Regions from separate parts of the Homo sapiens genome. Here region 2 is linked to region 1. A link is a loop called in an ENCODE intact Hi-C map of the cell type or tissue named here. Cell type or tissue: IMR-90. All regions are shown on one strand.

Region 1 (5,000 bases):
TTTGAGTAATAATAAAACTTTGGTCTCCTATGTAGCTGGCTCTATGTGTATTAAACTCTTCCTCTATTGCAATTCCCCTGCCTTGGTAAGTCGGCTTTATCTGGGCAGTGGGCAAGAAGAATTCACTGGGTGTTACATGTTGAAATAAATATATACCTGGATAACAGACAAGCTTTGTACCCTTCACAGAGACTCTAGGAATTTGCAAATCTATAGTGACAATGCCACCTCCAATCCCCCAACAACCCTCCCCAAAGTACTCCTCCGTCTTATTCTGCATCACACATAACTAAACACATTTTGCTCTTATTTAATAAGGGAAAAACACATTGTGATTGTTGCTTTTAGAATAGTTGGTCCAAATTAGATAATTAGAAAAATAGTTCCCATAGATGTAACTCAAAACAGTAGGTTTGTATGACACTATTTCAAAAACAAGTTTTGTGGTTAAAATAATACCTCCCTTTGGGAGATAAGAGTTTTGGCATATTAAAGGCTCCAAGAAGTCCTGTGACAAAGACATTTTGTGGAACTCTGTTTTCACAGGACATCTATTAACCTCTCTCAGTACAGTCATGAGGAAAACATGTCCTGAAATCTGTCTTGAAGTTCAAATTTTCAGCATCCTCAGGCATATTCACCCACCGGGAATCCTGGTTTCAGCTGCCCCATCCTGCTGCTGCCCTCTCTCCACTGATCCTCACCGACTCCCTTTGTTTATGGGACAGGGCTCAATAATGGGGAAGATCAGGGTCCCACACACTTTCTCAGAGCTTAAACTAAGAGGGGAGGGGAGCTGACGGTGGAGGGAAAAGCTGCCTCTTCTCCATGATTGTCCTCACCCACCCTCTTGCCTACAGGGGGCTGCTTCTCTTGTGTGGCACATTTGCTTTCACTATTAATAACTGTATAGTTATTTTGCCATCCTATTCTAGTTGTGGACCAGTTGGAGCGGGGCATAGACATAATGCGTGAAGAAGGATGCTGACCCACAGCTATTCTTCCAGAAAAAGGCAGGCACCCCCAAAGTACAAGGGGAAGGGCACTTCCCCTTAGCCAGGTGGAGGCTGGCATGGAACATAAAGTCTTAGTTGAAATGGATATGGCAACCACAAGGAAACATGTGACTTTGCAAAGAGAGACAGATGGACAGTGACTCAGACAACTGTACCATACCAGAAGCACACCAGCTTCCTGAGCACAGAAACATCCATCTCCAGCCCAGCGATAGAAATGTTTGTAAAACAGTGTAACAAGATTCTGCCCAGTTTCCCACTAGGTGTCCGGGGAAATGGGTGGCTGGAGGATAAAGAGGAGGAGGAGGAGGAAACAGGCGCGTTCTGGCCAGTAATTCTCTCAAACGGGATGAGTATTGTTGCCAGCAGGACTTCTCAAAGGAAGGTATCTTAGTTCAGGCTGTCATAACAAAATGCCATAGACTAGGGGGCTTACAAACAACAGAAATTTATTTCTCACAGTTCTGGAGGCTGGTACCCCCAAGATCAAGGTGCCAGCTGGTTCGGTGTGTGGTTAGGGCCTTGATCCTCATAGATGGCCAAATTCTCACTGTAACCTCACAAGGCGGAAGGGGTGAGGGGTCTCTTGGGGCCTGTTTTATGGGGACACTAATCCCATTCATGAGGGCTTTTTACGACCTAACAACCTCCCAACGGCTCTGCCTCTTAATACCGTCATTTTGAGGGTTAGGATTTCAATATACGAATTTGAGGGGGACACAAATATTCAGGTCATAGCAGAGAGTGACTTCCATTTGTCAATGAAACCAGACTGTGTACGTATCACTCTTGCCATCCATACCATGGTTTGCATGTGATGTTGGGCAACAGGTTTATTTGGCTACATTCATGCCCACATCCACTAGACATGCACACTCTTCCCAAGGAGAGGGAAAAAAAAGCTAGAAACTGGTTATGTAACAATCATTAGTTTTATAGCTGAGTAAGTTATGAATAATAGTGCTTTCAGCGATTTCATTACCAATCTGCCCCCAGGAGCAAGATGAAGCTGATAAAATATTTATGGGCTAGTAAATTTTTTCTACTAATTTGCAAGGCTATAATAAAATCCATGAACTTGATGGCCTGCAGGAAACATAACAAGAACTAGGAATGTAGAGTAATTTGGAGCTAGAAAGCCTCTTAAGGCCCTACAGGAAATGACTCCCAGAAAGCAGATGAATCACAGTATTTTAAACAGAAAATAATGATGTTATGTTTGTACTTAACCAGTTATAGCCTGAGAACAATTTTCCACAAGGAAATTGTGGAAATTTCCTGCTCTCCATTATTTTTGCCTTAAGAAATAAAATTAATTCAAGTATATAAAAAACAATATTCAAATAAAAACAATTACTGGAACACAGTGTATCCTGTAATGAATATGAACTTTTAGGATTGTAATTGTTAAGAAACTACAGTATACACAGTCACATTGTGCCCTCTTGTGGCAGAAATATTGTTGTGCTCCGAGGACACGCCCTGGTGTATTTTATTCAGTAATTAATCAGGTTTGTTTGGGGGAAGTCAGTTCAAGTGAAAAGATGGTTTGCAGAAGGTAGTTGGCAAAGAGTTGTTTCTGGGGCACTCTAGAGGGTGCACACCTGGAAGGGGCCGTTCTTAGCCAGGGGAGCAGCTGTCAAAAGGTTTCCTGATGTTTTAACACATGCTAAGAAATACCCATCACAGAATGCTGCTTCAATTGTCTGTCTAATGTTACACTTGCTCATTTAAAATATTTTATTACTAGTTATCCTCATCTATAAATAACAGTAATTGCTATTATTTAGTGAAACAGGCAGTTGATGCACAGTATCTCATTTAATCTCAAAACTATAAGGTAATATAAGGAAACTGAAGATCGCAGATATTAACTAATGCTGTAGTTTACCTAACTAGTAAATGGAAGAGCTGGGATTTGATTTAACTTCCCATGTTTCCATAAGCCTATGCACTTTCCATTCTGCCAAGCTGACTCTCTAGACAAATATTTCCTGAATACTGAATACATGTGAGACTCTGTTGCTGGGTCCCCTGGAATTGACAAGGTGTAAGTAATATACTCCTATCCTTCAGGAACTTATGGCGTAAATAGGGAAATAAAAACATACACGCAAAAGAAACTGCCATACGAGGCAGCATACAAGGAATATCCATGTAGAACTTTTTTTTTTTTTTTTTTTTTGAGACGGAGTCTCGCTCTGTTGCCCAGGCTGGAGTGCAGTGGAGCGATCTTGGCTCACTGCAAGGTCCGCCTCCCGGATTCACGCCATTCTCCTGCCTCAGCCTACCGAGTAGCTGGGACTACAGGGGCCCGCCACCACGCCCAGCTAGTTTTTTGTATTTTTAAGTAGAGATGGGGTTTCACCATGTTAGCCAGGATGGTCTCGATCTCCTGACCTCGTGATCCACCCGTCTCGGCCTCCCAAAGTGCTGGGATTACAGGCATGAGCCACCGCGCCCGGCCATGTAGAACTATTTTTTAAACAAATACACAAAAGATCTGTATAGTCATGTACACTTCTCCCCTTCAGAGCAGTAGAGCTATATACTTTCTGCAGTTACTCTCCTATTGCTTTTGGATTTGAGTGTGAGCAGGACTTGTGGCTTGCTTCTAAGCCATAGAATACGGCAAAGCTGTTGGGATGTGTGTGATTATGTGTGAATACATGATTATGTTACATAAGATATTAGTACCCATCTTGCTGGGGTCTCTTTCTCTCTGGCTTTGAGGAAGCAAGTGATTACGTTGGGGAACACGTGGCAAAGAACTGTGTGGGTGGTGTCTAGGAGCTGAGGGCAGTATATTGAAGTCCTTAGTCCCAAAACTATGAGAAACTGAATTCTGCCAATAAGTGCCTCTAGTTGAGCAGTAACATTGTTACTCAACAATAGATAACTAGTACATTTATCTTTTAAAGTTTTATAATTTTAAATCTTGCATTTAGGTCTTTGATCTATTTCAAGTTGCTTTTTGCTTTTTTTTTTTTTTTTTGAGACAGAGTGTTGCTCTGTCACTCAGGCTGGAGTGCAGTGGCAGGATCTCAGCTCACTGCAACTTGCAACTCTGGGGTTGAAGTGATTGTTGTGCCTTGGCCTCCTGAGTAGCTGGGATTACAGGCATGCACCACCCATGTCCAGCTAAGTTTTGTATTTTTAATAGAGATGTGGTTTCACCATGTTGGCCAGGCTGGTCTCCAACTCCTGGACTCAAGCAATCTGCCCACCTTGGGCTTCCAAAATTCTGGGATTACAGGCATGAGCCACCATGCCTGGCCTCATTTCAAGTTAATTTTTATAGATGGTGCAAGTTTCCCACTGTCAGGTACAGGCTGACATTCTCTTTTTTTTTTTTTTTTTTTTTGACTTTTTTCTCTTTTTGGCATATGGGTATCCAATTGTTCCAATAACCAATGTTGCAAATATATCTTTTGTCCACTGAATTGCCTTGGCATCTGTATTAGTCTGTTTTCACGCTGCTAATAAAGACATACCCGAGACTGGGAAGAAAAATAGGTTTAGTGGACTCACAGTTCCATGTGGCTGGGGAGGCCTCACAGTCATGGTGGAAGTTGAAAGGCACTTCTTACATGGTGGTGGAAAGAGAGAACGAGAGAAGCGAAAGCGGAAGCCCCTTATAAAACCATGAGATCTCATGAGACTTATTCACTACCACGGAAACATTACGGGGGTAACTACCCGCATGATTCAATTCTCTCCCACCGGGTCTCTCCCACAACATGTGGGAATTTATGGGAGTATAATTCAAGATGAGATTTGGGTGGGGACACAGAGACAAACCATATCAAAGTCTTTGTCAAAAGACAATTGGCCATATATATGTCTATTTCACTGCAACCTGCACCTCCGGGGTTGAAGTGATTCTTGTGCCTCAGCCTCCTGAGTAGCTGGGATTACAGGCACGCACCACCATGTCCAGCTAATTTTTGTATTTTTAGTAGAGATGTGGTTTCACCATGTTGG
Region 2 (5,000 bases), 680 kb before region 1:
GTATATATTCTGGGAACTTTTGCAAAGCTTTTCTTTAACCATTATTATTCTACGTAATGCACTTCAGTCATCTCTTCTGGCAGGAGCAGTAGACTTGACTCAGCATTTTTTTTTATTTTTTTATTTTTTTGAGACAAAGTCTTACTCTGCCACCCAGACTGGTATGCAGTGGCATGATCACAGCTCACTGCAGCCTCAACCTCCCCAGCTCAAGCAATCTTCCCATCTCAATCTCCCAAGTAGCTGGGACTACAGGTGTAGGCCACCATGTCCAGCTAACTTTTTAATTTTTTGTAGAGATGAGGTCTCACTATGTTGCCCAGGCTGGTCTTGCATTCCTGGGGTCAAGGGATCCTTCTGCCTTGGCCTCCCAAAGCGCTGGGATTATAGGCATAAGCTACTGCAACCAACCACTCAATATTTAGAATTATTAGGTTGAAAACACCTGGGACCCAGGACCTTGATGGAAGTTTAAATTCAGAACTCTTAAGCAAAAATGTGAGATAAATTCATAAATTCTTTGTTACCTATAAGCAAAGACTCTAATTCAGGATTAGACCCTAGTCTCCTTTCTTGAGACCTATTCCAAATCAGGATCTGCTTTCAGTATTTAATAAGATATTAAAACATAACAGATGCAAGGATTTATTAATCATCCAGTCTGGGCTAGGCACTTTACATAACCTGCCACCAAGAATCCTCACCACAGCCCTCTGCTGATTCTCAAGTTGGTGGTAGAACTGGGGTGAACTGGCTTCTCACTCCAGAGCCTGTGCTCTTGGGCTCGGCAGCCTCCTAGACTAGGGATTACCATGATCTGAAACTAGACCATGCGGGAGGGCTATGAAGTGTGTCTGTGTCACCAGTGTTCTAGGCCTGGCTGCTACTCAGAACTGGCTTCCAGGGGACAAAGAGGGAAGAGTTGTCACAGCCCCAAGAAGTTGAAAGATGAAAGCAGGGAGCAGGTATGTCTGAGAAAACACACCACCAATGAATGGAAAGAAGGTAAGCCCAGGAGCATTCCAAGCCTTAAAGGATGGGCCAAAAGGCAGAGAGCCAGGGATGGAGAAAAAGGAAGGAACAAACAGGCAGAGCTGGAGTCAACTGCAGCAGAGAAGAGCCAAGAATCAAAAACCACACTGTGTGTTTGGGATGTTGGGGCAAGGAAGCCATGAAAAAGGAGAGAGAGGAGGTAGTGAATAAGGGAACGAGTCCAGCATCCTGCATGGGTTAGGCCTGTGTTGCGTCCTGTGCCGCTGTGTTCACAAGGTGGAGTCCGTGAGTGGCTCCTCGCAACCACAGGACACACTGAAGGGCTTTCTTTCTCCTTCTCAGGCTTGTTTGAAATGCAGCTGTCACACCTGTGACTCAGCATGTGCTACTGGGTGCCACAAACGATGCTCTACATTTGGATGCAAAAATTAGATAAGGCCTAACAGAAGCCAGATTGTGGCTAAACTTTCATCTAAAGTGAAATATTTGACCCCCAATACTAACTTTTAACTTACTGCTGTGTAACTGCAGACCAACATGGGACAAGTTAGGAAAGGCTATATTTTCTTTTGTAAATTACTGGAAACAGTCAGGTATTAAAATGTGCTCCAAAAATGTTGCAGATAATCTGTCTGCCCTATCTAGGGTAGGAGGACGTTCAAACATTGTTTTGGAATAAAATGCTGATATATAAAATATATCATGACTTTATCTATTACAGCACCATAGTCCATCATCTCTCACCTGGACCCTGAATTGATCTCCTAACAGGTCTTCCTCCCCTCTTGCACTCTTGTTTCCCTCCCTGTAATCCATCCTCCAAACACAGAACAACCACAGTGACTTTAAAAACAAAATCAGACCTACGTCCTCCAACAAAGGTCCACTACTTTTTTTTTTTTTTTTTGAGACGGAGTCTCACTCTGTCACCCAGGCTGGAGTGCAGTAGTGCGATCTCGGCTCACTGCAACCTCTGCCTCCCAGATTCAAGCGACTCTCCTGCCTCAGCCTCCCCAGTAGCTGGGACTACAGACGCGTGCCACCAAGCCTGGCTAATTTTTTGTAATTATAGTAGAGATGGGGTTTCACTGTGTTTCGATCTCCTGACCTCGTGATCCGCCAGCCTTGGCCTCTCAAAGTGCTGGGGTTACAGGCGTGAACCACTGCGCCCGGCCAAAATCCACTACTCTTAAAGCAAAGTCTCTTCATCCTGGCTTTCAAGGCTCTGTCTAATCTGACCCACTCTAACTTTCCAGTCCCTTCCCATGCCACTTTCCCCATCTTCTTGGGTTTCCACACACATTCGGCTTCTTCCTGCCTCAGGCTTGCTTTAGGAACTCAGGGACCATGTCTGTCTTGTTTGCATCACCCTAACAGCATCTGAGCTGGTGCTTGGGGCACAGGAGGCACTCAATTTTTGAATGTATGAAAGCTGAAAGTCTGTAGTGCAATAAATGTCCATTAGAGGGCTCCCTTGACACTAGAGAACAAAACTAAATGTTAGATGAGGATGTCCACAGTGAAGTACTGACAAAGTGATCATGATACAATAAATACATTTTTAAAAGCAGCACATTACCAACTCTCTTCACTTCCTTCTAGCTGTGTGACCAGACTGTCCTGTGACTGCCTGGACCTCTATACACACAGACACCCACAGTGAGGTAGCCTCTCAGTTCCTCAGTGTTCACATCTCTAAGTGGAAATAACAATGGTACCTCCTCTCTTAAAGGGCTGGGGCAAGGATCAATGAGATAATGCATGTAGAGCCCTTAGTTCATTGTCTGGCACATGAAAGTCCTCAATAAATGGTTGACTGTTATTACTTCAAGTCAATTAATGGAAGTTAACTTTATCTGTAATGCCTTTTCCAATCATTTTCCTGTGTCCAAATTTCACCTCTTTTTCAAGGCCCTGCTCAAATACTGCCTCTCATGTATAATATAATTAGACAGGCTTAATCCTCAAAACCTAAGACCCCCCCTTGTGGCTTGCCTTTACCTTCCTTCCACAGCCAAGCATTTGGACAAAGTTGTCTATATTTCCATTTGTTCAAATGATCATGATCAATTTTCTGCACCTGTAGAAACCATTCTCTGTAAGCTCACTCATAGCCTCCCTATTCTAAATTCAATGAAAACCTTTCAGCCTCTTTGTCACTAGCTACTGACACTGCTGACCACTCCTGCCCCTAGAAACACTCTCATCCCTGTTTTCCCCCTGCCTATCTGGCCACTCCCTTTCCATCTCCTTAGTCCTCCACTTACTTCATGCAGCCCATGAATGCCAAACCCACAGGCTTCCTAACCCACAGGCCTCTTAACCCACAGGCCTCTTATCCAGACTCTTCCATGAGCTCTAAACACTACTTGGCTTTCCTACAGGCATCACAAACAACATGGCAAAAACAAACTCATCACTGGGGCAAGGGCAGGTAGGTTGGGTGAAAATTTTTTTTTAATTTAAAAAACCCCAATTCATCATCATACTTAGATCTACTGCATATTGATCTTGATAAGATGGCAAAATCATCTACTCCATTACCTGAGCCACAAATCTCAGATCCAGCCTAAGTGGCTTCATCAAATTCTCATTCTCTATGTCCCTAGCTTATTCCATTTGATCTCAGTATCTCTGCCTTGGTTCTTCCTGCCTAGATGCCTAGACTACTTTAATATAGTTTCCAACTAGTCCCTGGACCTCTACTCTTTTTCTCTAAATTTTAGAGACATGGTGTCACTCTGTCACCTAGGCTGGAGTACAGTGGCATGACCATACTCCCCTGTAATCTCAAAGTCCTAGGCTCAAAGTCCTCCCACCTCAGCCTCCTGCATAGCTAAGACTATAGGCATGTGCCACCGTGCCTGGCTAACTTAAAACAATTTTTTTTTTTTGGTAGAGATGAGGTCTCACTATGGTTCCAGGATTGTCTCGAACTGGCCTCAAGTGATCCTCCTGCTTCAGCCTCCTAAAGTGTTGATATTATGGGCATGAGCTGCCATGCCTGGCCTTTTTAAAAATAGCTTTATTGAGATATAATTCATATTCTATGAAATTCACCCACTTAAAGTGCACAATTCAGTGAGTTTCATCACTATCTAATTTTATAACATTTTCATTACCCCACAAAGAAACACAGTAGCAGTTACTCCCCATTCCCTCCTTTCCCTAGCCCCTACAACCACAAATCTACCTTCTTTCTCTATGGAAAGAGACAGAGATTCCTATTCTGGACACTTCATATAAATGGAATCATTCAGTATGTGGCCTTTTGTGACTATCTCAACTCTTGTCCCCTCCTCCACTCCATTCCACTCTTCACAGTTACCAGATTGATTTTTTTTTTTTCTCTGAGATGGAGTCTTGCTCTGTCACCCAGGCTGGAGTGCAGTGGCACAATCTCAGCTCACTGTAACCTCTGCCTCTCAGGTTCAAGTGATTCTCCTGCTTCAGCCTGCTGAGTAGCTGGGATTACAGGAATGTGCCACCATGCCTGGATAATTTTTGTATTTTTAGTAGAGACGGGGTTTCACCATGTCTAATCTCAAACTCTTGGCCTCAGGTGATCTACCTGCCTCAGCCTCCCAAAGTGCTGGGATTACAGGCATGAGCCACCACGCACAGCCGAAATTGATCTTTATAAAACACAACTCAGGCTGGGCATGGCTCACACCTGTAATCCCAGCACTTTGGGAGGCTGAAATGGGTGGATCGTTGGAGTCCAGGAGTTCGAGACCAGCCTGGGCAACACAGCGAAACCCTGTTACTACAGAAAAAAAACAAAAAAACAAAAATTAGCCAGGCATGGTGGCACGCACCTGTAGTCCCATCTACTCAGGAGTTTGAGGTGGGAGGATTGCTTGAGCCCGGGATGTTGAGGCTGCAGTGAGCTGTGATGGCACCACTGTACTCCAGCCTGGGAAACGGAGTGACACCTTGCCTCAAAAAACCAAAAAACACCAACCCCCGCCACCCCAATTTATGTCACTCTCTGGCTTAAAATCCTT

What was found. Hi-C counts contacts between places; a loop is a spot of excess contacts. Peaks named below come from ENCODE experiments on the same cell type or tissue, not always from the same donor. Only the 100,000 strongest peaks of a DNase experiment are listed, where the experiment ranks them.
Region 2: a loop joins it to region 1, with 11 times the contacts of the local background. A loop is called at or near these places in 29 of 110 quality-filtered maps.

What each region holds. Positions count from the first base shown.
Region 1 is chr6:110,525,712-110,530,711 of GRCh38, reverse strand. It overlaps LOC105377940 (a long non-coding RNA gene), which reads left to right. Exons shown (of 7, transcript XR_007059703.1): 7 at 1-30. Among named protein-coding and RNA genes, the nearest start is that of SLC22A16, 52 kb to the right of the region's middle. In IMR-90, a CTCF peak has its summit at 2,461 (motif pointing left); DNase peaks (open chromatin) are centred at 1,161 and 2,181; H3K27ac peaks cover 1,410 bases.
Region 2 is chr6:111,207,923-111,212,922 of GRCh38, reverse strand. The region is part of intron 4 of SLC16A10 (solute carrier family 16 member 10); the gene reads right to left. Among named protein-coding and RNA genes, the nearest start is that of SLC60A2-DT, 49 kb to the left of the region's middle. In IMR-90, a CTCF peak has its summit at 2,463 (motif pointing right); no DNase peak of the experiment used is centred here.